Linked DNA regions of Mus musculus: region 2 is linked to region 1. The links are chromatin contacts, found by Hi-C in ENCODE. All regions are on one chromosome and are shown on one strand. Each heading gives the region's core, a stretch centred on a gene start or an enhancer-like site at or near the end of the contact. The rest is flanking DNA. Distances are from core to core; before and after follow the strand shown.

Region 1 (3,022 bases), core at 310-2,809:
GCCTCTTTTTCTGGAAAGCAGTTGTGCATACCACAGGCTTTTAAGATGCTTCCCTCACCAGGTCGGACCTTAGAAGTAGCTTCCTGCACTTGAGGTTTTCTGAGAGGAGCCTGATCACCTCTCTGTCCCTCAACACCTCAGTTTCCATCCGGAGCGGGTGACGCGGAGCTCAGGATGTGGCATACTCTGTGGCATTTCCCGGTACCTTTTTGTTAGTTGAGACAGAATCTCATATATCCCAGGTCGGCCTCAGACTTGCTGGGTAGCTAAGGATGACCTTGAACCAGGGACTCCCTCTGCCTCCATCTCTTAGTGCTGGGATTTCAGATGAGCCCCCATCAAAGTCAGTTCATGAAGTGCACGAGGACAGAGCCTTAAGATTTGTGCACACAAAGCAAGCACGATCAACTACACCCCCAGCCTCTATTAAGTTATTTCCATAAATATGATTCTGAATTTTAAAAAAGCCCAAGCATGGATGAGAAGGAATAGAAATGATATGCAGCAAGTGTCTAGGTAGACAAGAAAGATTCAGAGCAGCCCGAGAGACTCAGGATACACGCAGACGGCTAAAGCAGCTCGGTGTGGGATGTGGAGGAGGTTGGACTGGCTGGGAAACTGGCCTAGGAGATGGCCTGGAGGAGAGAAGGCGCTTTGGGGAATGAAGGAGGTGGTAAAGGCAAGGAGCGATCATGGAAGATCGTGAGCGATGTCCAGGTTCCCACTGAGACTTCTGGGAGAAGCTTTGCGAGATGCTGCCGTTTGGACAGTCTTTACCCTTTTGTGCCCATTGTTGGCTGAGTTTTCAAGAAAAGGGAGGGCAGATAGTAGGAGAGCTGGCTTTGGAACAACCGACTGTCCTGGTGCAGGTTCATTTTCCTCACATTGAAAATGAGCCAAATGACCTGTAAGCCTCTGACCTAAAGACAGGAAGGCGCGCACTCTGCTGCCCCCACTGTTGCTCCGGAGCCCACTTCTTTTCCCTTCCCTGGGGCCATACCAACAGGACTCAGGCCCAGGGGGCTTCCTGAGCACACCCTGCTCAAGCAGCTCTTTGGGCGGCACTCTCATGCTCTACACCCAGACGTCTGGGAATATTCCACGAAGAGCCCTAATCTTCAGGACCTGCCAGGCTAGCCGGTGGTAACCTGGCCTCCAAAAACACTCCAGGCAAGGAATGAACGCTGCCTCAGTGTCTTACATCAGGGCATTCCTCTGAGGGTCAGTTCTGCTACAAAAAAAGAAAGGGAGCAGGAGACAGACCAGTGTGCTGAGCAGTGCAGGGCAAGCACTCCACGCTTGTTAACTCGGTCGATTTCCACAATCATACGAGGGAGCAGGTTATTCCCATTTCACAGAGAAATGATACAGAATGTTTCAGTAACTTGATCAAGGTCAAGGGGCGGTGAGTGAGCAACCAAGGTGGAAAACAAATATTTCCACTTGGCACTGGAACATTGGTTGCGGACGTTGATGGCAGCTGTGTGTAGGGAAGGGGTGCGCGCGGGGGGTGGGGTGGGAGGGCGGCACAGTGTTGTTCCAGGAGCATCTGTCCCCACAGGTCTCTGAGCCGATCTCGCGGGCCTGCGGGCTCTGACACCCTCAGATCTGGCTCCACCCTCTGCTGGCCCTTGGCTCAGCCCAGCTCCGTTCCAGCTCGAGGATGCCCAGCTCCCATCTGTGACCCGCGTCCTTCGCCGGGCCCTTCCTTTTCCCATTAAAGCAAGCGTCCTGGGGCGCTTGTCTCCTCGCGGTGGCTGCTGAGCCCTTGCGTTCGTTAGCAGGAGCCTGGTGGGGACGCCTCTGGGGATCGTACAGCGGCCCTAGAGCACCCGGGTGGTGCCTCTCTCTGTGCGCGCCGGGCAGCTACGGGCGACGGGGACGCGCAGAGGAGACGCGGCCGGGGGCCGCCTGGAAGGGCAGCGGCGAGGGGCGCGGCGCCGCCGGAAGCTGAGCCAGGGGACCCCCGGCGCGATGCGGTGAAAGAAGAGCGACCCGGAGGTGGCAATGAGTGCCTCTGCGGCCACGGGGGTTTTTGTGCTGTCCCTCTCAGCCATCCCGGTCACCTACATCTTCAACCACCTGGCGGCCCAGCACGAGTGAGTGAGCGCGCGCGGGGTAGACAAGAGCCCGCAACTTTTCCGCGGGTTTGGGACCGCGGCTTTGGGACTGGGTAGCTTCCAGAAACGCCACGCCCGCAGCATGAGGGAGGCACCAGGGTCACCCGGCCCTAGGTCCTCAAACTGGGCTAGGGCAGTTCAAGGTCTGAGAGCTGGGCGCCTGCTCTTTGCCAGTACTGGGTGGGTAGCTGATATTACCAAGGTCAATACCGAAATGCCCCTGCCTCCGAGGCTCTCAGACACTAGAGGGGTGCAGAGCAACACGGAAGGCACGAACCGCCTTATTTGAAAGGAACGCTTTCCTTGTATGGACTTTCACATACTTACCATTTTATAATTTTAGAAACTGTTGTGAGCGGCTAACAGAAATAACCATGGTTTTCTGAGCCTTTGCTACTAACAGGGTGACCTGGCTTTAGTGTTCTGGTCTGTCTTTGCACCTCAAGGATCTTGTGGGAACTTTGTGCAAGGGCGCTGTGAAAGGGATAGAGGTTCGATGCTGGCCAGGAGCAAAGGTTCAGTGATCAGTTTAATGCTAAGGAACCGACGAATTCTGTAAGGGCTCTGGGTCCCAGTCTTGGCTTTCACTTCTCTAAAGGGATCACTGACTGACGAGCCCCCATGGGCAGCCGAAGGCCTGGGTGGTCAGTGGAAAGGCGCCAGCGGTGGCCCTGCTGAAGTTGATTGTGGGCTGCTGGAGGAGGAAGTAACTGGCTGTGCTTTTCATAGCAGTTGGTGCTAAGGAAATTGCATCAATCTATACCCTGCAGCCCGTGCCAGACCTCCAGACTGCTAGCGGAGTATGCACACAGTCAATGGTTTTCTCTCACTGCTGAGGTCACCTCATCCAGACGGCATGAGTGAGCACTGCGACGCTCCCTTAGACACAGGCTGCCCCTGTG
Region 2 (3,022 bases), core at 283-2,782, 70 kb before region 1:
CACAGGAATCAGTCAGGGTTCTCAGAGTTCAGGCGTTCTCCCATTCTTTACGTTAATGATCATTAAACTAAACCAAAGAATCGCTTCTCATTAGTGTCTTTATAAACTCTTTGGAACAGGAATAACTAAGAATAGTCTAAGCTATACATAGATTTCCTAATGTGTCCTTCCTAAACATTTTATTGTTTAGAGACAGGGTCTTGTTGTAGTCTAGCTGACCTCCTGCCTCAGTTCCTAACTAAGTACTTGTGAATTATTGGCATATATGACCAGGCCCATCTACAAAATACCACATTTTTAAAAAGGAAAAGATACACAGATTCCATCTGATTTGGTATTAAATATTGTACATTTTCTTTCAAATACCTCTATATGAGACTATAGAATGTTTAGATGGAGAAGCTTCTAAACGCAGACATAAAAAATACCATTTACAGTTACAGGATAAGCTTTTAGATAACAAGGCAAAAATAAGATGAAAACGCTGCTTTATCCACATCCAAATCCCACCCAGTGCTCAGACGTACCTGTCACAGCGTTCTGTCTGGAGCCAGGTTTGGCATGAATGGCTATGGTGACAAAACCTTTAGGGTCAGTTGCTACAGGCCCTGCAGCAGGAGGTGCTGTCTCTGGTTCTTTGGTTTGGTTTTTACCCTAAAATGACACACAATTTCACAGGTAACAAAATACTTCAGTTATTTTGAGCCATCACTACCCTCACCTTCACTAAACTGGGCCTACATGCAGAAACTAGCCACCACCGTGCTCCTCCCACATCCCTTCATGATCCAACATACAGAGACAGAGAGGGGGGTGGGGTGGGGCTGTCTCTGTGTAGGTATGTGTTCTACTTAAGATCTCTTGGCTAGCTTAGGACTTGTTCCCACAGTCTACTTTATCGTTTCTATTTCTCAAGAGAAGGGGCATTTATTAGTCATCTTTATAGCCAATGCATCCTAACGCTCAAGAGTGGGTGAGGAGTCCATTGCAGAAAGAACGACGACTGGTATTTAAATGCCATCTAACAACTTAACAGAAAACAACTTCCAGGGCAGTATGCGGACAGCGGGTATGAAGAGGAATAAGGATTCAAACTCCCTGACTTCAAGGGGCTGGGATCACAGCGACAGAAAACAAAGGGATATTAGGGGAGGGAGTGCAGTCTCATTGACAGAAGGAAGCGATCAGCCACCATAGGGAGGCAGAACGCACAGCCTGCCGGGAAGTGTAACCCTCAGAGTGAGAGAGCAAAGACGGTGGTCAGCGGGTGCGCAGTGGAGCCTACTCATCCTTAGGGCGAGCTAATGTGCGACCCAGGAAGTCTCAGACCTGGACCCGAAGGGAGGTCTTCCGCCCTCCAGGCGCTGCGTCTGTTCCCCGCCAGTGTAGCCCCGTGGCCCACCCTCTCCACAACACGAGGCTTGCCACTGGCCTTGCTTGTCGCACCGGCTTTCTTAGGCATTGTGGAACCACACAGGAGTCTAACAGAGGCCAAGCACACCGACCTACAGCAAGCAGCAGCATCCCAACCACGCAGGCGCCAGCGTGGCGGAAGAGTTCTGTGCGCCTGCGCAAGTCATGGGCGGAAGCGGCAGGCGCGTCGGCCGGCACCTAAGAGTGCCACCTCGCCCCGAGATGGCACTGTTTTCCTTCCTTTGCAACCTGCCAGCCTCAGGGTGTGATCCATTGGTGAGCCATCTTTGCCAGCAGAGGGAAAATTGTCACCTATCCTTAGGGTTGGCAAGAGCAGCCAGCCTCGGTGCTCGCCTGCCCAACGCGGCACCATGGCAATTCGCACAGGGCAGTGCGCAAGGAGAGGAGATCCACTGTGGAGTTGAATACAACCGTTCGTGAAACTGAAGCAGAGGCAAATCAATGCAAGTGCTAAAGTTAGGGACTGGCCTTGTCCAATAAGGTTAGAATGTATAGATGGTATATGCCCAGAGGTAGGAAGATCTGCTACCTAAATGGGAGATGGCTTGTTACCATTTTGAGGATCTTTGGGACCTGAATAATCTGAGATGGGGAAAAGATTAACTGAAGATGCCCGAGTCTACGGCTAGCAGTTGTGGCAGTCCGAGGGGGAGTTTTCAGGGTACATTAAGTTTGAAATGATTGGAGACATCCAAGTGGAATAGTTAAGGAGCTACCTGAATACATAACCAAATTATCAGTGACCTGTGCCAGTGAGAGGGGAGTTAAGGAGGAGGACAGAGACTGTGACAAATGTCAAAGGGCGACAGCATTCAGATTCACAAACAGGTGAGACTGGAATGTGAGTGCTGAAAACAGCCACTAAAGGTTGGGATCAGAATGGGATGTCTCATTTTACTCTCCCAGAGACACCCTTTCCACATGACACGTTAAGTGGTGTGTTGTGAGAAAGTGGCTAAAGCCTAAGACTCAGGTGATTCAGGTGTTAAACCACACCACACCTTTTTTGAAATACATTACAAATAGAGGCACAAAGTGGAGCCAAAACTATACTGTAGTAATTTGATGAATTTTGAGGTGAAATCATGATGCCCTAAAAATATTTACATTACGATTCATAACAGTAGCCAAATTAGTTAGGAAGTAGCAACAAAAGTAATGTTACCGTTGGGAGTCATCACAGCATGAGGAACTGTATTAAAAGGTTGCAGCATTAGGAAGGTTGAGAACCACTGCTCTAGAGACTTGACAGTTTTTATCAGGGGAGGAACACGGATTGGTGTATTTCTGATGGTGCCTGGATGGGCAAAGGAGGGGGAAGCAATGTCCTCTAAGGAACCGTCAGCCTTCTCCACAGGTACCTCTAGAGTACCTCATCACCAGCTAGAAAGGACAGGACCCCGCCTCAGGTCAATCTGTCACACAGCCACTTGCCCCAATGGAAAGAACAGGGGTTTGTAATCCAAATGGCAGAAACCCAATGTAAAATTCTTAAGACTTGATCTTAGATTTGACAATGGAGTTAAGGGTTTGTTTGGCATGTAGGAAGGATAAATGCCGTGGTTCTCTCTCTGGCCTTCTGAATGTG

The links. A loop is a pair of places that touch in the nucleus more often than their neighbours do.
Region 2: a loop to region 1 is called in a map of heart, with 2.5 times the contacts of the local background. The contact joins the promoter of 3110040N11Rik here to the promoter of Tm6sf1 in region 1. A Hi-C loop is called at or near these places in 10 of 37 maps with a recorded cell type or tissue (gastrocnemius, heart, left cerebral cortex and 1 more).

What each region holds. Positions count from the first base shown.
Region 1 is chr7:81,857,442-81,860,463 of GRCm38, forward strand. It overlaps Tm6sf1 (transmembrane 6 superfamily member 1), which reads left to right and starts at 1,560. Exons shown (of 10, transcript NM_145375.4): 1 at 1,560-2,099. The coding sequence starts at 2,008.
Region 2 is chr7:81,787,923-81,790,944 of GRCm38, forward strand. 3110040N11Rik (RIKEN cDNA 3110040N11 gene) reads right to left here and starts at 1,533. Exons shown (of 5, transcript NM_026077.4): 1 at 1,433-1,533; 2 at 528-654. The coding sequence starts at 1,462.